Regions from separate parts of the Mus musculus genome. Here region 1 is linked to region 2. Evidence: chromatin loops called from intact Hi-C (ENCODE). Cell type or tissue: left cerebral cortex. All regions are shown on one strand. Each heading gives the region's core, and the rest is flanking DNA. Links, peaks and the distances in the headings are about the cores only. Region 1 overlaps Pax1 (paired box 1). Region 2 has its middle 80 kb from the start of A530006G24Rik.

Region 1 (9,914 bases), core at 655-8,654, 410 kb before region 2:
GAGCCGGCCGGGAGTGCAGCTCAGCTCATTCGACCTCTGCACCTCTGCGCTAGCAGCATCCTGGAGTTGGGGCCCCGGCATTGCTTTGGTCTCAACAGTTCCGCCGGTGCTTCCTTCAGGAAACCCTGGAATTTTTTAGGTCTTTCCGAGTCTTGGTTTTAGATGGCTGCGTTCTCCTAACCTTCCTAGTTCGGAGAGAGACTCCTGCATCCACCTCAATTTATTTTTGTTTTGTCTTTTCCCATCCATATCCTTCCTCTCTCTTCTTCTTCCTCTTCCACTCCCTCCCTCCGCCTGTTCTCTCTCTCTCTTCCCTCCTTTATATTCTCATCTCAATCCTTTCTCTTTCTGCATTCTCTCTCTCTCTCTCTCTCTCTCTCTCTCTCTCTCTCTCTCTCTCTCTCTCTCTCTCTCTCCTCACACACACTTTTCTCACAATCAAAGGTCTTTACAGCTTCCCTAGGCTCGACTTCTTCAATCCGCGGGTGGGGAAAACTTCAGTGCATTCTTCAAGGACCCAACCTTCCTTTATACCCCTCCCCCCACTCCCCTGAGCAGCCACAGTCCCAAGGGAGTGGGGCTTGAACCTAGGAGCAAAGCCAAAGCCCTTAATCATATATTTTTATAGTAACAAACAAGAGTACAACTTCCTTGGATTGCTGCCCCTACCCCAAGAATATTGTTTGGAAACCTTTTGTTTTTCTGTGCCCAGTGACTAGGCTGGCTTTGTTTCTACGTTAATGTCACCCAAAAGAAGACAGGACAGGAGAAAGAGATGCTGGGACTGGTGTTGGGACTGGTGGTGTTTTTAGTAATTAAAGACTAGGCTTATCTCTCAGCCAGATATGCCCAACACTCCTTAATGTACCTCCAGAGCCATCAGCATGGTTTCGGGTGTTTGGGGCTCAGTACATTTGTTAATTTTGAAGAACAAACTGCTTCAGGGTGGTGAGGTTCATTTTGGTTTCTGGTTTGCAAAGAATTGGGGTGGGCAAAAACCCAGGAACCCAGAAGGCTTCTTCTGGAGCTAGGCAAGAGGGCTATTAAATGATTTCAAGTTAAGGCGCACTGGTGGTGGGGACTCTGAGCATAATTCAATTGTTGTAGTCATAAACATATTACTGGTGAGAGTCTGACTTCACCTGTTAAACATGGCTGCCTTTGAATAAAGGAAAGTCTGAAACTCGCCAGCTTGGTGAGGGAGAAAGTCTGTGTTCTGTGTTTGTGCTTAATCTGGACTCCCTCCATCGCTCCATCCAGGATGCACACGATCAGAGGATGAGTTCTTGATTTTCTTGGGTACTCACTGCTCTGCTTGGGCAGCCGCTGAAAAAGAAGGTGACCTGCATGGGGGCATTTGTCAGTGGCTCCACCAGGTTGGTGTGCCCCTACCCCACTCCCCCCCTGGCCAGCATGGTCCAGGAAGTGCCAGCTCAGCTTTGGGGACCAGAGGGGAAAGCCAAGTGCAGAAACCATCCTAAAATGAAAGGAAAATTTAAAAGGCAAAGGAGACAATGGAGGGCTTTTCTATCATTCTAAAAGCCAAAGAAAAGTATCTCAGGTTACCGAACAAGCAAGCGTCTGTCTTTAAAGTACAAAGGAGTTTCTGGCTGATTTTTTTGTTTGTTTTGGTTATTTTAGGGTTTTTTTTTTTTTTTTTTTTTTTTTTTTTTTTTTTTTTTTTTGCCTCACCGTGTTTGGCTTTCCGAAACCCAGGGAAGAGACTTTTGAGTTAAGTTATTGCTTGGAACTGTCACTGTCTACAGTAGCTGTCTGATCTGCTCCCATGCATAGGACCAGTGTGAAATGATGTTCACAGCATTTAAAAAGTAGTACTTGTTGAAGTTATTAGTTATAAAACAGTACTTCCTTTCTTTACACAGAGACTTTTTAGGTTTTAAAGTCTCTGGACTTTAAAAAGTTCCATTTAATGGAAAGGAACAACAGATTAACTCTTTCTGGAGCACACAACAAGTTGCAAAGAAAGAGCCTGGGCATAGAAATGAGTGACAGGATCTCATCTCATCTCATCTCATCTCATCTCATCTCATCTCATCTCATCTCATCTCATCTCATCTCATCTCATCATCTCATCCAATAGTCAGGACTGGGACTTGAACTCTGAGGAAATCTGGCTAGCTTTCCACATGCCAGTAGATCTTGCAGAGAAGTGGGTCTTAAGAAGAGAGGGAGGGAAGTGTGAAAAATAGCAGGGGTCTTGTGACTTCAGCTAGCCTTGAGGTGCTCACAGCAGATTACTCAACCTGGGCATAGAGCTTCAGGCATCCTTTCTTGCTTCCTGGAGAAGTACTGGCTTGCTTAGACTGGTGAAGGCACTGCAACCCTTTCTGTAAATATGAGAAGTACTTATACAATATACACTATACATACATACTATATCTATATTAGTCTACATACTACTATACTACAGACTCCATCTTCTGATTTTCATCTTCTCTTGTTCTTTGCATTCGAGACTATATGGTAGACTGCTCAGTCATAAAGGCTAGGAGACTCCTGAAATCCAATTCAGGATAATTGCAAACTTTTTAAAAAAAAAGTCCTACCTGCAAAGGGAAACATGTCTCAGATCTATTCCCCATTGTTTTTGATACACTGTGATGAAAGTAAGTCTTAGAGTATTCTGGACTTTGGAGCTCTCTGTACATCTAGAGCTATAGAGGAATATCAGGGGGAGGGGCAGAATATAAGAGATGCATATAATAGTCACAATACCAACAGGCTTTGGCTTTTCATGTTAGGTACTGAATGATAAACTGTTCTGAGTCTAGGGGTGTAAAGAGTCCCGATGAACTTAAATTCTTGCTCCTCTGAGAGCAGTCTATGGGACAGAGGACTGTAGTGTCCCTTAGCTACGGGGTCCCATCTGTGTGACACACCCTTCCACTACCATAACGCCTACAGGGGCCATCTGTAAGAAGACTGGCATTGCCTTTGTTTGCCTTCCCTGGAGATGAATTTGTTTAGCTGTAAAAAAAGGCAGGGGAATTATTTCCAAGACTGGTGGGAGATCTAGAATTTAGATTACATTTAAAAGATGGCATTTTGTTCTCTGTGCAACTAGAGCCATAGAGGAATTGCAGTCTCATAACACAATTTTAGAGCACCAGGAAGGGCAGAGTAATTTGAGAGAGAATCAGTACTCAGAGGCTGTTTGTCTCTGGGCCACCACCTGCTTTTTACTTTTTACTTTAAGAATAACTGGAAAAACAGAGTGACATATCAAAAAGAAAACTATGCAAAGAAAGACATAGAATCACTCAGATGGCCCTCTGGTGGCTTTGAAAGGACAGGAGCAATGCACAGTAGAGTCATCAAACTGAAAACTCAAAATTGCTTGGTAGTCTCATTTCTGTTCTTATAGGTGAACACTCTTGCCACCTTCCAAATGCCCTTCTTTCAGCAGAGGACTTGTTTCTGCTTTCTCAGGCACCCAGTGAAGAGCTGTGTCGTACATACCGTCACGGGAGACATATCTGCTCCGTGTAAACCAGTGGCTTAAGCCCTACAGCATTCATTTTGTTCTCTCAAATGGATGTATACCAACAAGTGTTTCGTAAAAACACCATATTCGTAAAGAGGGCCAGCTTCATGCCTCCAGTGACCAAAGACTGGATTTGTTTCGTTGTTTGCTGGAGGAAGTACTTAGAATGGATTATAACTTTCCTGGGGGGAAGTGGCTACTTTGTAGCAAGGAGGAGGGACAACAGACTCAGGAGGAAAAGAACTGGGACAAGAGACATGGAGGTTTGTGCTTCAGGAAGGTAACCTGACTCCTTCAGACCAGGGAAGGAGTTGATGAATTAGATTTTCCTAGTCTTGGGGTTGGAAGTCAGCTCTCTCTGGGCCAGGAAAGAAAAGAATGGGAGAGACACTGAATAAATGCTGATACAAACCAAGGTGAAGGAAATACCCAGTATTGTTACAGGCAGTTCACTCACCTCCAGTTTCAGTTCACTGGGACCCACGAAGAGCTGGGCTGCTGCTGGTGACCCTCACTCCCTGACAACTGCATTTTCCCTTGCTTGTTCTTGACTCCTGTAAAAAGATGGAGATTTATTGAATTTATCTGTGGTCTGGGTATAGTTCGCTGTCGATTTCCTGGCACCAGCTTCTCTAGCTAGAATTACACGGGCCAGAGTTTCTTTTCAAAAGAAATGCTACCTGCTCCATGTTATGCGGACAATACGAATTTAGAGTCTTGCCAGAATGCATCAGAGGAGCTCAGTTGAAAGGCCTGTGCACCCAGACAGGCCATATAATGAGAAACATTTGATTCCTTTCTCTTATTGGGAGAGAATTATGCACAAATTAAGCCTTCACCTTAACCCTGCTCTCTCTATCTAGCCCCACTCACTGAGGAAATGACCCGTGGCTCAGATACTTCTGCTCAGATCTTTGGATCTCAACTTGACAAAGACATTTTCTCCCGTTTTTGTATTATCCCTCCCTCTCCCAACGACGGTGTCTTCTTCTTCAAGCCCGTACAATGAGAACCACACATCTAGCCCCAATCCAACATGGGAATTCTAAACAGTTGGGACAATTACAGTCAATTTATCCCAGTTATTTCTTTGGAGTATAGGCTAGTTGAAAGCTCTGTTTTGAGTCTGAATAGCATTTCTTGAGGAGGTGAAGCCTGGGATTCTCATTGAAACACACATCTGTTTCTGGGTCGGCCAAATCCAGAAGTGGAATCCCAATTACAGTTTTCATGGGTGATAGAATTTCTACTGTATTACAATTTAACCACCTGGGTCGCCCCCACTCTCCCCTTTTCTTCTTCAGGATGAAATAAGCTGATCAAATGTTCATTCAGCTATTAAATTACATTTCCATCCTGTAAGGTTCCATTTCCCTTCTCTCTGGTGAGATCGACTGATGTGATGGATAACTTCCAGTGTCTTTCTTACAGGGACTGTGCAGTTCTAGCTTCCAAGGGTTCTCCAAGTGCTGGTGAACGAGGTTTTAGTTTATAAGATTTTTCAAATAACAAAGAATAAAATGAGACTCCTTCAGGTAACTAGTTGGTTTTGATTTAACAGCAATCTTTTGGGAATAAAATGAAACAAGATATTGAATGATGGGAGGAAACTGGCTTTTGTTTTTCAAAGTTGAGTTGGAACACCAAGTTGGTGGAATACATAAACAAACAAACAAACACCAGAAAACAAAATACAAAGAAAACCAATCCTTGGGCAAACAAGTTGTGATGTGATTAATGCTATCTAGGAAAGGAAAGATATCATTCTGGCCACAAGGGGGCGGGCACATTGTTCCACAAAGATAAGGAGGAAGATAACACTGAGTCAGGAAAACAATCAATCCTTCTGTGAAAGCCATACCCTTCCCAGTTGTGAACACTCACGCATGAGGAAAGGTCTTTTTGTTGTTTCGACAGTGATTTCTCCTGCCCCAAACGTTCTAGGTCCAACCACATGGGAAGCATTAAATAAGTTAATTAGATATCAATAGCCACACAAAGACAGACCTCACTTCTGATCCCAACTGCAATCTAGATTTGTCTTCAGTTAGTTCTTTGAGTGAATAACAAGTGATATCAGTTTTAATAGGATCTCACTCTAAACTGAACTCTAAACTGATACTTTTAGGAAGTTAAATCATCTATAATTGTGAAAATTTGAGGTTTTTTTTGGTATGGATTCAAGCAAATTGTCCACTTCTAGCAAAACTTTAAAAGTTTTCAGTTATTTAAACTTGCACACACTGTTTTTCTGTGAGGGATGACACGTTACAGATACTGCAAAGAGCGATGGGAGACAGGAGCCTGTCTTTTGTTAGTCGCCTTTAGGGTCAAACCCTAAGAGGATTTTGTAGATGGAATGCAGACGATTTCTTTCTTGGATGGATGGAAGAGGCCTCTCTCACCATCTCTAATGAGGACTTCCACATATGGGACCCAAACTGCCCACAGTGAAGAATGCTCTGGAGGGAGATGTTAAGGAAAATGAGTATAGTGGCCAGAGACAGACACAGAAGGACAAATGCTGGTTCAGATCTTGTTTTGTCTACTTACCAGTTGTGTACTTTGGGTGACATTACACAAAACTGCCAGCTTCAGTTTTCTCATCTGTTTAATGGGAATTGCACCTCCTTGTCTGGGCGATTGTAATATTCAAACTTTGTAATCGGCATTAGTATAAACCTAAGCCTGGTAGCATAGTCCTATAATCTTAGATTTTTGATTCAAAGCCAACTTAAGGGCAATTTAGTAAGAGTCTATACCAAAATAAAAAAAGCAAAACCAGCCAAACTACCAAACCAAACCAAACCAAACCAAACCAAACCAAACCAAACCAAACCAAACCAAACCAAACCAAACCAAACCATAGCAACTCAAAACCAAGTCTGGAGATACAGTTCAGGGGTGGAGTACCTCTTTAGAATGAGCAAAGCCCCACAGTTCAGTCCCCACTCCTGGGTAGAGTAGAGACTTCCTGTCAGCTCCTTGTAGAGTTGCTATTGTTTCTCCCACTATTTTTCTTTCCAAATCCCCTTTGTCTTCTTTTTCTTCCTTCTTTCAGACAAGATCTTGTCATAAAGACCTGGCTGGTCACACAGTTACTATACCAGCCTCAAATCTGAGACCTTCCTGTTTTGTCTCCTGAGTGCTGGGATCACAGGTGTACCATCATGCTGGCTTTGTTTTCTGCACTCAGCACACCAACATTTGTCAGGAGTTAACTCATGTCCCCATTCTGCAGACTATAATTTCTGTATGTCAAAATCTGTGGAGGACCTAGCAGCTATCCAGATAGTTAATGCTAGTTTCTGAGTTGTCTAGAACAATCAGCAGCCTTAGAAGAGGCAGGGCCTGTCAGCTACAGATCAATTCTGGTACCTGCAGATGGCCACCAAGATCTTAAGGCTATTTGGTGATCTTATGGCTAGGCCAGAGAGAATTTGTGACAGCAGGTAGCCATAAATGCTGCATTGAAATGCTTTCTATATCAAGCTTGTTTTGGTTAGTTTTATGTGATCATGCATTGTGTCACATCAGCAGACCTGGAAGGCTAACCAGAGACCTTGTGATACTTGGGGAATAGGTTTCCATGGAGCTGGGAAATAGTTTGAATCTGCTGCTGTCTTTAGCAGGCTGATTATGGGTGGTCCTGTTGGCTTCTGGCTTGTGTCTCACTCTTCTTAGTGGGTAAATGAGTTTTATTAAGATCAAGGCATCATGTTTGGAATGTGCCCTCATCCTTGATTCCCTTCCTCAGGCTGCTTGCTAACAGGGACCTAAACAAGAACAACAACGCTTTCAACTTGGTTCCTTTAGGAGAACTTACATTAAAAAAATTTTTAGGAAGATTGGGTCCGATACTTAGAGCCACAAGGAGAAGAAGGGTTCTGTGTCCTCTTCCAGCACCCACAAATACCCAAAGCCTTCATCATAGGCACACACACTCCAAACCCATGACCAAGCAGTTGTTAAGTCTTCCTAACAACACTTCTTTGTGCCAAAGAGTGTTCATGAATCAGTCCCACATGTTTGCAGCCTTATCAGTCATGTGTGAAGGGTGCATATTCATAGAATATGGCAGCTTGGTTCTGATTATTTAGAGTTTGTTTTCACAAACCGGATGCTTCCAAAAGTAAATAAAGACATTAAAAGATTTATAAAGAGACTGTCACATATTCCGAAGTGCAAAGTGTAAATGCATTTTTATAGGCACATGGATTTCATTTCTGGGATAATATGCATGAATTTAAAAATTAAAAGGAAATGTGCTGGCTACAATGTGTTTTTAGTTCTCATTTAGTTGTTGGAAATAATCAAAGTTGCCTAACGTATTCAACACAGGGGAGAATCGGCCCTCCTGTGATGTCATTAGCATCACCAGATAATGATTAATATTGCCTGATAGTGGTGTTTCCCTAAAGAAAGCAACGGCGTGACGCTTGCAGTCTGAGTTCCTAATTTTAATTGAATCTCATGGGATTTCTAGCCAGACTCATCCCTTTCTGTGTAAATGTCCTGGTTGGTCTATGTGGCACATTGCTTGTCTCTTCCTCTGGGCCAGCAGCAGCACTGCCAGGGGAAACTGTTGAGACATCAGCATGATATTTACATGTATTTGCATGAAGACAGATGAGGACTAGTGCTAGGTCCCCCCTGGCTCCATGGATGGATCCTATCAAGCCTGTAAGGTAACAACAGCATCCGTGTCACCCTGAGAACCGATCAAAGCTCAACCAGCCCAGTCAAGAACGCAGCTAGCATTTTGTTTTGTCGTGATGACACAGCTTTAGGGAATTGTTCACCTCACACTGGCTCAGCTTCAGGAGAAAGTTTGGCTGCCGAAGTTTCATTTTGTTTAGTTCAGCAGAAGCAAATTAGTTTTAAAAAATTTGTTTTGGGGCAGGTTTTACTAGCAGCTGTGAGATTATTGACGACTGTAGTGCAGTAAAACAGGGCAGTAATGCAAGGCAGTCAAGGAATAAGTTTCTTTTGGAAGTTTAATATACATGAAAGTAATAAGTGATCTATCCACTTCCGTTTGTTTTTATCAGTGTGAAGCCTCAAGACACACTACTCCTTTATTTAAAAATATAATTGCCATACCTTCATGTATCTGAAGAAAGTATTAAAGCTTGTAAAAGAAGTGACAAGTATTTAATACCCATTAGATATCAAATTTGTAGTTAGTAATTAATAAGTACTGCTGGATTATTATCAAATTAGATATTGGGTAGGAGCAATAAATAAATGTCTTCTGCCTACTTCCCTGGATCCTGGTGTGAAAGCGTTTGCTTGAGATTTTATTTTGGTATCAAGATGTAGAAGAAAAATTGGGAAATAGAGCAAGTTACTCGTGTAGATCCATATCTATCTATCTGTCTGTCTGTCTGTCTGTCTGTCTATCTATTATCTATCTATCTATCTATCTATCTATCTATCTATCTATCTATCATCTATCTATCTATCTATCTATCTATCTATCTATCTATCTATCTATCTATCTATCACCTATCTATTTATCATCTATCTATCTATCTATCTATCTATCTATCTATCTATCTATCTATCAATCATCTATCTATCTATCGATCTATCATCTACCTATCATCTATCATCTACCTATCATCTATCTATCTATCTATCTATCTATCTATCTATCTATCTATCTATCTATCTATCTATCTATCTATCTATCTATCTATTATCTATCTATCATCTATCTATCTATCTATCTATCTATCTATCTATCTATCATCTATCTATCTATCTATCTATCTATCTATCTATCTATCTATCTATCTATTATCTATCTATCATCTATCTATCTATCTATCTATCTATCTATCTATCTATCTATCATCTATCTATCTATCTATCTATCTATCTATCTATCTATCTATCTACCTATCAATCAATCTATCATCTACCTATCATCTATCTATCTATCTATCTATCTATCTATCTATCTATCTATCTATCTATCATCTATCTATCATCTATCTATCTGCGTGCATAGGTACACATATCACATATATTTTTCTGATTTTGGCTTTCATAATGTAGATAGTTAAAACCTTATTGTCAGACTTTGCTGTAGGTCTACAGTATCCATGAAAGCATTTATTTCATATGTAGTCTGCTTCATAGATTGTGTTAGTCTGATTCTTCAAAGACTCAAGAGTTTAACCTGATGCAGCAGCTCTTCACTCTGATCCTAAGCACTGCTAGGTGAGGGTGGCGTTGTGGAAACCCCTGACTTGCTTAGGCGTCCTGTGTGAAACCTGGATGCTCACAGCTTTGAGATTCATTTGCTGTATCCTCACTGCTCTTCCCAATAAGTGCTTTTTGCTGGTTTTTTTTTTAAATTGTGGTTTGGAACTCAGTTAAGAATGAGGAAAACAACCTGATG
Region 2 (9,914 bases), core at 880-8,879:
TTTAGTTCTATGTGGAAAATGATACGTTATTTTATTTTATGCTTTGGCTTTGCAGTTTCCCTATTCCCCATTAAGTGAAATGTCTTTTTGTTCTTGTTTACTAGCCACCCATTTTTCTTCTTCCCCACAGCTCTTCCTTAAATGCTGTGTCATCTGCTTGACAGTTTTCTCCCGCTGCCCTGTGCCCAGAATGTATAAAGCAGACGCAGCATGCTTTATACATTCTGCGTACTAATCCTTGTCCGTTGGGTGTGCTGCCGGGATCTTCCTCCAGTCTGTCAATTTGTGTTCACGTTAGTTCTTAACTAAAACGTAACTGAGTTGACATATTGCTGTCAGTGCCGTTGTGGTGGTTGTGGCTTCCTATGCTTCCCAAACCTTAAGGAGCATGCTGTGAAGAAGGGGCAGTAAGACGACAGGAAAGGAGAAAGCAAGCCAAGTTTTCTCTTGAAATATGGGAAGGTGCATTGCAGAAGCTAACCAATTTAATGAGTGTGTGTGAGGGAGGGTGAGAGGGTGGTGTCACTGGTTAGAAACAACAGATTACATTTTAAAAGGAAGAGATAGTAGGGAGAGAAAAAATAGCAATTGTGTGGGGGAAAAAAATCCCCAGATTCCTATGCTGAGACTCAATCAGCAGTACTGTAATATAAAGGTCTTGGGTCTTCAGAAAATGATTACGTCATGGAAGTGGCCCTCATGAATGGGATAAAGATATCATGGATATGCTCTAAAATGTCTGGAAAGTACTCACTTCTATCCACATTATGTGATAACCCAGCAGAAGACAATATCTTTGAAGCAGATATCCAGGTTGGCCTGGAACTCAGTCATAGATCCTAAGCTGGGTTCAAACTTGCAACAATCCTCCTGCCTCATGCCCCTGAATGTAGTGATCAAAAGCTTGAGTCACCCTGGAATTTTTATTTTGTGGCAGTTGAATTTAATTAGTGTGTGTGAAATTTCACTTGCTTGTTTAGAAAGTAGATCAATAATATCTAATGTAGGAAAGTTTGATAGAACTAAGTTAGGTATCATGTGTTAGTACTTCTGTTTCTTATGTTGGATAGGGTATGGTACCAAACATCCCCTCTATGGAAACTCCTGGTGTATATTTCAATATACTGATTTGTCCATGGTTATTTGTAGCATCCTTTCCCATCTTCTATGGGCTTCCATGTGGTCCCAAGGCCTCATAAAACATATTATATAGAAGAATGAGGGTAAGGAGAAGACAGCTAAGACAGCAAGGAAGGAGAGAAGGCAAAAGGTACTCCCAATCTGGGAAACATATTTCAGGTGCTGATCAAGCTAACAGGAAAACAAAGTTACTAGTTAGAAAGAAACAAAGAGTATCAAGAAAGCAGATGGGGGAGGGGACAAGGGAATGACACAAGAATCCATTCTTGTCCTTATCAGACAAATCTTACTTTCGTTCTCATGAGCAACGGTGCTACTCAGCAACCACTGTTGTAATAAGTTCTAGACCAGCCTGGTATACATCTAACCCTAATGTAAAATAAAATAAAATAATAAAATAAAATATGTATTTGTAAATAAAACACCCTTGGGGCACTTCTGATGAAAAGAAAATGTAGTAAGACTTAAATAAATTGTTCTGTAATTGGATTGGTTGTGGAGATTTGTTTGGCTTGGTCTAAGTTTTACTTTGTTTGTGTGTTTGCTCATGTGCACACATGCACATGATTATACAAGCAGAAATCTGAGAACAATTTGCAGGAATCAGTTCTCTCCTACCATGTCGGTTTTATGGACTGAAATCAGGTCACTGGAATCTGTGGCAAGCTCCTTTACCCTCTGAGCCATCTTGTCAGCCCTTGTTTTGCTCCTTTGATTATGCATCTCAGATAGAAGAGGGTCTCCAGGTGACTTATCAGTGTACCTTTATAAACAAAACATAAAGGTGGGGCTACTGTCATTAAGCAGTGTGAAGATGCAAGGGTGGGTCTCCTGAGGTGATGCTGGAAATGCCCAGGACTCCTTAGGACACTCAGGACATGCAACAAACCTAAGTGGTACCTGAAAACATCTGGTGGACTGGAGGGTTTCCCACACATCAAGTATGATGAGTGTGAGAAAGTGGAGCTTTGTTGAACTCCTCCTTATAGCTGCTAGGTGCGTGTATGTGTGTGCATGTATGTATGTGTGTGCGTGTCCTGAGCCTGCCTGCCCTGAATCAGCTCTACCCAATTCTTCTGTGGGACAGGTTTATAATGCATTCTTATGTGCTCCCAAGTTTGGGAACCAATGTGGGAATAAACCAAGTAATTAGCAAGCAGCAAGAAGGATGAAGAAGGAGGGTAAAAGGAGGGAGAAGCACTTTTTACATTTTTTTTCACTTTAGGCTGCCATGCCTTGAAATAGTAAGCATGGGCTTCATTTAGCTAGAGTGAAAAATGTTTGTCCTATCCTTGACATGTCTAGGAAAGCAGTTATTGGTAGTTCATCATTGTACGGGGCATGACTCCATACTTCAGTCTGTACACATGTGCACTATAATCTTCCAACTGTAAGAGAATTTTGGTTTTGTTGATAAATTCAAAATTATGAAAAATTCAAGAAAATAGCTATCCTTAGAGTAAGGAGAGTTTGAAACAATCCTAGGCTCACAAAGACCCTGATTCTAAAAGAGAGAGGAAAAAGGAGGAAGAGGGAGAGGAGAGAGCCCTCTAGTGACTAAATGGGCCAATTAAACTCCCGTGACCTCATGGTTGAGCCTCCACAGATCACACAGTCTTGATAGAGCATTTCATTTGAGGTCTCTTGTAGAATCTGTTTCCTTTCCTGATGCCATCTCAGGGTTGAAACAAAACTCAGGAACTGAGAAATCTATTTGTCTATCTATGGAAGTAATTCATGTACATTAATAGAAATCCGGAATTTATGCAGCCCGATGCTGTTAACTCTATAGAGATTATTGTTGTTGTTTTGGATTGATTTGTTTGTTTGTTTTGCTTGTTTTTAAAGAACCTTTGGCTAAACATTAAATCACTTACTGCAGAAAGAGAGCAAACATCAGAAAGGCAGCACAGTATCTACATCTCAGATTTTCTAAAACATTTAGAAATGTTTTGCTTCTAAGTCTTCCTCCTCCTCCTCCTTCTTCTCCCTCTTTCTTCTAGACATATATGAAACAATTAAATTCTCTAGAAACTTCAGTTCCCTGGGTGATGACAGAATGTGATACTGGGGCGTGTAGGTGTTTTGTTTATAAAGGCACAATGATAAGTCACCTGGAGACCCTCTTCTATCTGCACTTTGTTACGTAGCATGGTACAATCACACGAACAGGCTTAAACTTGTGATTTGTTTTTTCTTTCTTCTTTTTTTTTTAGATGAAGTTTGCTAAAAGAAGCAAGCAAGCAAACAAACAAACAAACAGGCCACAATTCAAAACACAATTCAAAACACAAAACAGTGCTCTGCAGCCAAACTTGAGCATAAAAGTCCAATGTACCTGTTAATTATTCAAGGCCAAAAGTCTTTTAATTGCATAAAATTTTAGTGGGATTTATCTAAAGAGTCTTAGATCTTCTAATATCTTCCCCTCTTGCCCGCCCATCCATACACACCCAGTAGCACATGCTATCACCCAGGGAACTGAAGTTTCTAGAGAGTTTAATTGCTTCATAATAGTCTGGAAGAAAGAGGGAGAGGAAGGAAGAGGAGGAGGAAGACATAGAAGCAAAACATTTCTAAAGGTTTTAGAAAATCTGAGATGTAGATACTGTGCTGCCTTCCTGATGTTTGCTCTCTCTATTATTCTATAACAAGTGAGTTGCCCAAATTTGGAGCCAGGAAAGAATGAGGAAGAAGGAAAAACCATGATGGGAAATGATCCAAAACATGCTCAGAATATATGAAATGAGAGGTTTTTGCAAGCCAGTTGTTATCTTTTGACTCCAGGGAACTTGGTGAGGGGACACCGCCATTCCTGGCAGGGACCTCACTGAGAAAAACTACTGGAGCCAGTGAGCCACCCAGTGGTCCTTTTATGCACTGCAGGTTACTTGACAAAAGCAATAAGAAATTCCCCTTAGTAAGCAAACGTTTTTATTAAACGGTGAGTCTGGTAAGCTTCTGTTTTGTTTTGCTTTGCTTTGTTTTAACTTTTTATTGTTTCTTTGTGAATTTCATGTCATGAACCCCAATCTCTCTTATCTCCCCCTCCCCTCATACCCTCCCTCTACCCTTGCACTTCCCTCCCCCACCCCCACCCCCAGAAAAACCTCTCATTGCGGAAGCTCTAGTGTGTCACAGTATGTCCCACAGAATGCCCTCTTGTCCACACTTCTTTGCTCTCAAATGTTCATTGCAATGACTTGCTGGTCTGGTATGAGGCCTCTGGCTTCTGCTATTCTATCCATACGGGAATTTCACTGGGACTCTTCAGATGCATCTTGTTGCTGCCTTATGTCATGGAGATCATATAGGTTTGGATCTGTAGAACCAGTCCCTCCATGCACTCCATCAGTTCATTGATGGGGTAGATGTTGGGGTAGAGCAATTCAAAACCCTGGATCTGGGCCCAAGGGGTATCTGAGCTGGTCTGACAGTCAACTCTCCCACTCTACAACCCTCAGAGTGGCTCACCTACAACGTCCACAACCAGGACCAGCTCTACCTTGCAGCCCAGGCAAGATGAAGGACCTGCTCCCCTGAGGGTTGCATCAGGTGAGGAATGTGGCCAGCTCTCCCAGTCTCATGACCCTGAGGCTAACTCTCCCACCTGCCTTAGGTGGAAAGGAGCAAGAGTGGAGGAGGGTATCTCTCCCTTGTCCAAGTTGCCCAATGGCAGACAATTTGAGAGGCCAGCTCTTCCATACTCACATCCTCGGGTCCAGCTCACCCGTGTCCCCTGTCATCAGGATCAGCTCTACTGTACTGCCCAGGTCTAGAATGAGTTCTCCAGCGTACGGCGACAGGTGAGGGCCAGGGACAGCTCTCCTTCTCTCCTGACCCCATCGGGGCACGCTCTCCTGCCTGCCACTGGAGGTGAAGGGAGGGGAAAGGGATCTCTCCCCACTGAGGCACAGCCCAGAAAAGGCCAGGAGAGCTCTCCCACACTCACTCCCTCACCAGCCACCCCCACATCCAGGGCCAGCTCTACTGGGCTGCCCAGCTGAGGTATAGGGGAGTCAGGTAAGATTTTTAAAGAGCATTACTTGTTTTCTGTTGAGTTTTCAGTCTATTTGAGAAGAAATTTTATCCACAGCCTTAGCCATAATCCTTTATTGAACTATCATATTTGATGAGAAATAGTAAATCTCTATGGCTCATAGTTTTGGGGTTTTTCATTTTGGTCATTTGGGACAAGTTGTTTTAGTTTGGTTTTTGTCTGTTTGCTTGCTTATTTTTGGTTTGTTTTTTGAGACAAGGTTTCACTGTGAAACCCAGGCTCCTCTGAAATTCATGATCCCCCTGCTTCAGCCTCCTGCTTGCTGGGACAGCAGGCATGAGCTGTGACAACGCTCCATTTACTTTACTTCTTCCGCTCCTCAGGCAATGTTGAAGTGTACAGAGTCACCATCTACTCTATCTCCTCGCTTCTCCTAAGACAAGCCCTTGGTGTTTCCGTATCTTCCTTCCAAAGTCATTTCATTCATTGTGAATAAAAAAAAAATTAATTGAGTTCAAAGTCAATGCCATCTAAGTTAGAAGTGGGCATCTTGTGAATTCTAGAAAGATTGACCTTTGAAAGGACATGATGTCCTGCTCAAAGTACAGACAGGAGAAGTCCAAAGTGAGTGATGTTCTTCTAAATAACTAGTCTGCACAATTCAGAAAGCAACTGAAGACAGGGTGGGGAACTGTCCCAAATCCAAGAAGTTTACAGTGGCAAGTGAAGTGAGGCCATGTAGAACTGGGTACTGGGCCAAGGGAGCAGCTACAAAGGATGTTGTTTGGACAAGTGCTGGCATTGCAAATGGACTCTCACTAGTAACAGCATTGTGTCAGGGTTAATTTTCAAGATATTATAGTTATAGAATACACGACTTGGGCTATGAGAAACCGCTTTTAGATCCTGTTCACACCGAGTCAGCACATGGGAGCAGAATGTTGAAGTGACACTTTATGTGGTTCAAGACAGAAAGGTCAGGACAGGGCTCACGTGGGTTTCAGGGTTCGTGCCTCTGGTCCTTGTGGGAGGCTGGCTGGCTGGCTAGTGGCTCAAGTCACACACGTGTAGATGTTTGTGTCTGTGTAAGAGGAAACGGGTTTTTCGAAACCTCCTTTGAAAGCCTTTCAGAGTCTGTGTGGTTCTGAGTTTGAAATTAGACAGTGGTCTGACTAATTTATTAGTTAAGAATTTTCATCTCAAGGGTGAGAGAAGGGAGATATTATTTCTGTCTCTTTCTAGTCCTGGCTCCATATCTTCTATCAGTTTATCATCCTTTCGTACCTTCTTCCTTCCCATTCTTCCCATGTCCCTCCCCTCTTCCCACAGTAAATCTAGAATTTGTATTCATGTATATCTGCTGTATATTACTGTTGTGTTTCTAAACATTTGAAAAGTTTGGCAATAGAGAAAGAAAATACTGAAACAACACTCGTTCATGTCCCAGGGAAGGAATAACCTAGAGTACACACTACACACTGTATCAACTGGAGCCAAGCAGGGACCATTAGCATGTTTGAGAAGCTCATAGAGAGTCCCTTATGCAGCTGCAGTTAAGAGTCACTGGCCAGTATTTCTATCTGAGGTGCTGATTTCCTGGAAAGGCGATTCTGTTTGGTCCAGATGGGGATGGGGCACCTGCTTAGTGTGTCTCTGCTCTGATAGGACCATGCTGAATCAGACAGACATCATGTATCCATGCTCTGCCATTGAGAAGCACAGATTCTCAGTCATTGTTAAAAGCATTCAGACTGTAGCTCTCCACTATGGAGCTGGATGGCTGAATAAGGCAGTTGTCTGAAGATGTCAACAATCACATTGGGGAGGGATGTCCATAGGTCTGATCATAGGTCTGTTTGGGTCAAAGGAAAGTAGAGATTTTTGTCCTACAGAATGCTAACCAAATACAAGCTCATTGTATGTCTGCATACTCATACAGAGGAAGGTGTGGGGATCAGAGAACTGAGAATTTCTTAATCAGATTCGGAGTTTTTTGTGATTCTATTTTCAGAAGGTTCTTTTTTCCCCCAGCATTTCCAACAAAGCTTAAATCTGTCAGCATTGGCCTATGTCCCCTTTGTGTATGCAGCATTTGGAATTTTAACTGTAGAGGGGATATTTAACTGCAAAGTTCAATAAATAAATTCTATTCTGCCTCTCCAACTAGATTTGTGCAATTGTATCAGACAAAATTGAGTGCATATGAATGTTTCAGGTGTGCGTTTACCTGTGTTGGTAGCTACTTTTCCACACACCAAAAATGAACTTTGATGTTTTATAGTCTAATAAATGAGCCATGAGAGGAGCCTGCTGTCTCAGAAATTAGATGAGATGACCTCACTTGAAGGCAGACATCATGTATCTATGCTCTGCCATTGAGAAGCACAGATTCTCAGTCATAGTAAAAGCATTGAGACTGTAGCTCTCCACTATTAAACACCATCCTTTACCAATGAGAACCAGGGGTGTCTGGAGTGGGATGGAACTAGGCAGTGGGTTCCATCAAAGTAAAAAACTGCAACAAGTCTCACATGTGAAATTTACTAAGCAGAAGAGGTACAGAGGATGACTCTTGTGGTGTGGAGGGGGGTTTGGCGCATGTGCAAGGGAGCAACAATGTGTCATCTCTGGGCAGCTAATGATGACATGTCTTGTTGTCTCTGAATCCCTCAGGAGCTGGCTGTAAAGATGCCTGGTTGTCTGATTGTCTAGGAGTCCCTTTTAGCTGCCCATGGATGTGCCTGATTGCTAACATGGAGAAGACTGAGCAAGGAAGAAGAAAACAAGCCTGGGACTTCACTTTGAAACACAATGTGAGGAAGTGTCCAAAACATGACGTTAACACCCTACAAACCCTTATTCAGACTGGTGGAGCCAACACCACAGATGAGGTCTCAACAGCCAAAACAAACCGCCACAAGTCAGGAGGCTAGGTGGTCCTCTGACTTCCACATGAAAGTACGTAACACATGCACACACAGCACATACATGTATACCCCCAGAAACACATACTCATGTCCACCTACACACTAAGAACACTAATTCTAGTGGATGAAGGCTCAACCCTTAGACTCTCTATAGCCATATTTACATCCTCAAGGCCCTATCTCCAGAAGAGGTCAGACTGAAGTTCAGGCTTCAGTTTGTGAATGAGGATGTTAAGGACACAACTCAGTCTGTAACACATGTGAAAGGCACACAGGAACTGCGCTGAGGGACACCACCTTACCAGAAAATGGTAATAACAACATATAACCTAGAATAAAATGTGAATCCCTAGTCCATTCTGATGAGGTTAAATTGACTGACTATATTAAAAACTAAGGCAGATGGAGAATTACTCTTTGTAATTGAAAGCTGGCAAGCCACTGCATCTGGGATGATGGAGTTTGACATCTACAGCTTCCACACAGTGATCATTTCAATGACACTGGAGGCAAACATTGGCAGTAGATGATGAAAGCCGTGGCTAAAGTTTTAATGGGGAATAAAATATTTACATCATCTCAAAGTATCTTCCCAAATCAGATATGCCTTACAAAGGAGAAATAATAGAATACTGGGAAGCCACCTTAAACACTCTATCAAAGCTTGTCAGAATCCTAGTATGGAGGAACACAGAAGATCTCAGCATCAAGGTCAGCATAGCCTTCACATGACATAGCAAGACCCTGTCTCAAAACCAAATCATGCGTTTCTGGGATATTCCTGGAAAAATCTGCATTACCAGAATCTCATCATGAGGAACCATTAGACAAACCCAAATAGGGCAAATTCTATTCATTACCTGCGTTTTCTAGCACTGATACACAATATAGCATGTGCTAAGAAGGTCTGGTTCTCACTCTCAAACTCTGAATTCTAGAGGAGTCACTGAACCTTCTGATTGTCATGTCGGTCCTCAGGTCCTTCATCTCACCTACACTGGTGGTGTGAGGACAGTCACAGTGCATCAAAGAGCATGGTACACGTGGATTCTAAAGGAAAGTCTTCATTATATATCATAGGATTGGTGACAGTGCTTTCACTATTGTCACCACACTTGATAATGACTGCCATGCTTTGGATTGTAATGTCCCAAAGACTCTTGTGCTAAAAGGTTTGGACCTCCACCTGTGGTGCTGTTGGGAGACTGGTAGAACAGCACTATGGAGGTGGGGCCTGGTGGGAGGGAGGAAGTTGATCATTAAGAATCCTTTCTTCTTCCTCTTCTCTTTCTTTTCTTTCTTTCTGATTGATTGATGGATGGATGGATGGATTAATTATAATCTTGGTTTACAGTTCCAGAGGGAAACTCCATAGTGACTGAGAAGACGTGGCAGTAACTACCCAGAGCAGGAAGTTGAAAGGTTAGATCTTGAACTATGTAGCACTGGCTGGCCAGGAACTTGCAATGTAGATTAAACTCTAGCCTTGAATGCACAGAAACCTGCTTCCCTGCCTGCTTTTCTTGAGTGCTAGAGTTAAAGGCAAGGCACCCACCATTTTTGGCTCACTCCCCCATCCTCTCTCTAGTCATCAGGATGCATGATGCAAACATAGTACAATTCCCATAATGCAATGCAATTCCCACCATAATATTTGCTTCACTGGCCTCAAAACAAGATAACCAAGTGACAGCGGACTAAAACCTCAAGAGCTAAGAACCAAAGTAAATTTACTCTTTTATCCCTTTTTCTTTTCTTCTCTCTCTCTCTCTCTTTTTTAAGAGATAAGATCTCTCTTTGTAGTCCAGAACAGCTTCAAACTCACAACCCTCCCATATCCACCTCCC

What was found. Peaks named below come from ENCODE experiments on the same cell type or tissue, not always from the same donor. Only the 100,000 strongest peaks of a DNase experiment are listed, where the experiment ranks them.
Region 1: a loop joins it to region 2, with 4 times the contacts of the local background. A loop is called at or near these places in 6 of 42 quality-filtered maps.

What each region holds. Positions count from the first base shown.
Region 1 is chr2:147,373,843-147,383,756 of GRCm38, forward strand. It overlaps Pax1 (paired box 1), which reads left to right. Exons shown (of 5, transcript NM_008780.2): 5 at 1-1,207. Among named protein-coding and RNA genes, the nearest start is that of Pax1, 14 kb to the left of the region's middle. In left cerebral cortex, for the core only: a CTCF peak has its summit at 5,273 (motif pointing right); a DNase peak (open chromatin) is centred at 5,275.
Region 2 is chr2:147,785,471-147,795,384 of GRCm38, forward strand. No RefSeq gene overlaps it. Among named protein-coding and RNA genes, the nearest start is that of A530006G24Rik, 80 kb to the left of the region's middle. In left cerebral cortex, for the core only: CTCF peaks have their summits at 2,694 (motif pointing left) and 4,010; a DNase peak (open chromatin) is centred at 3,999.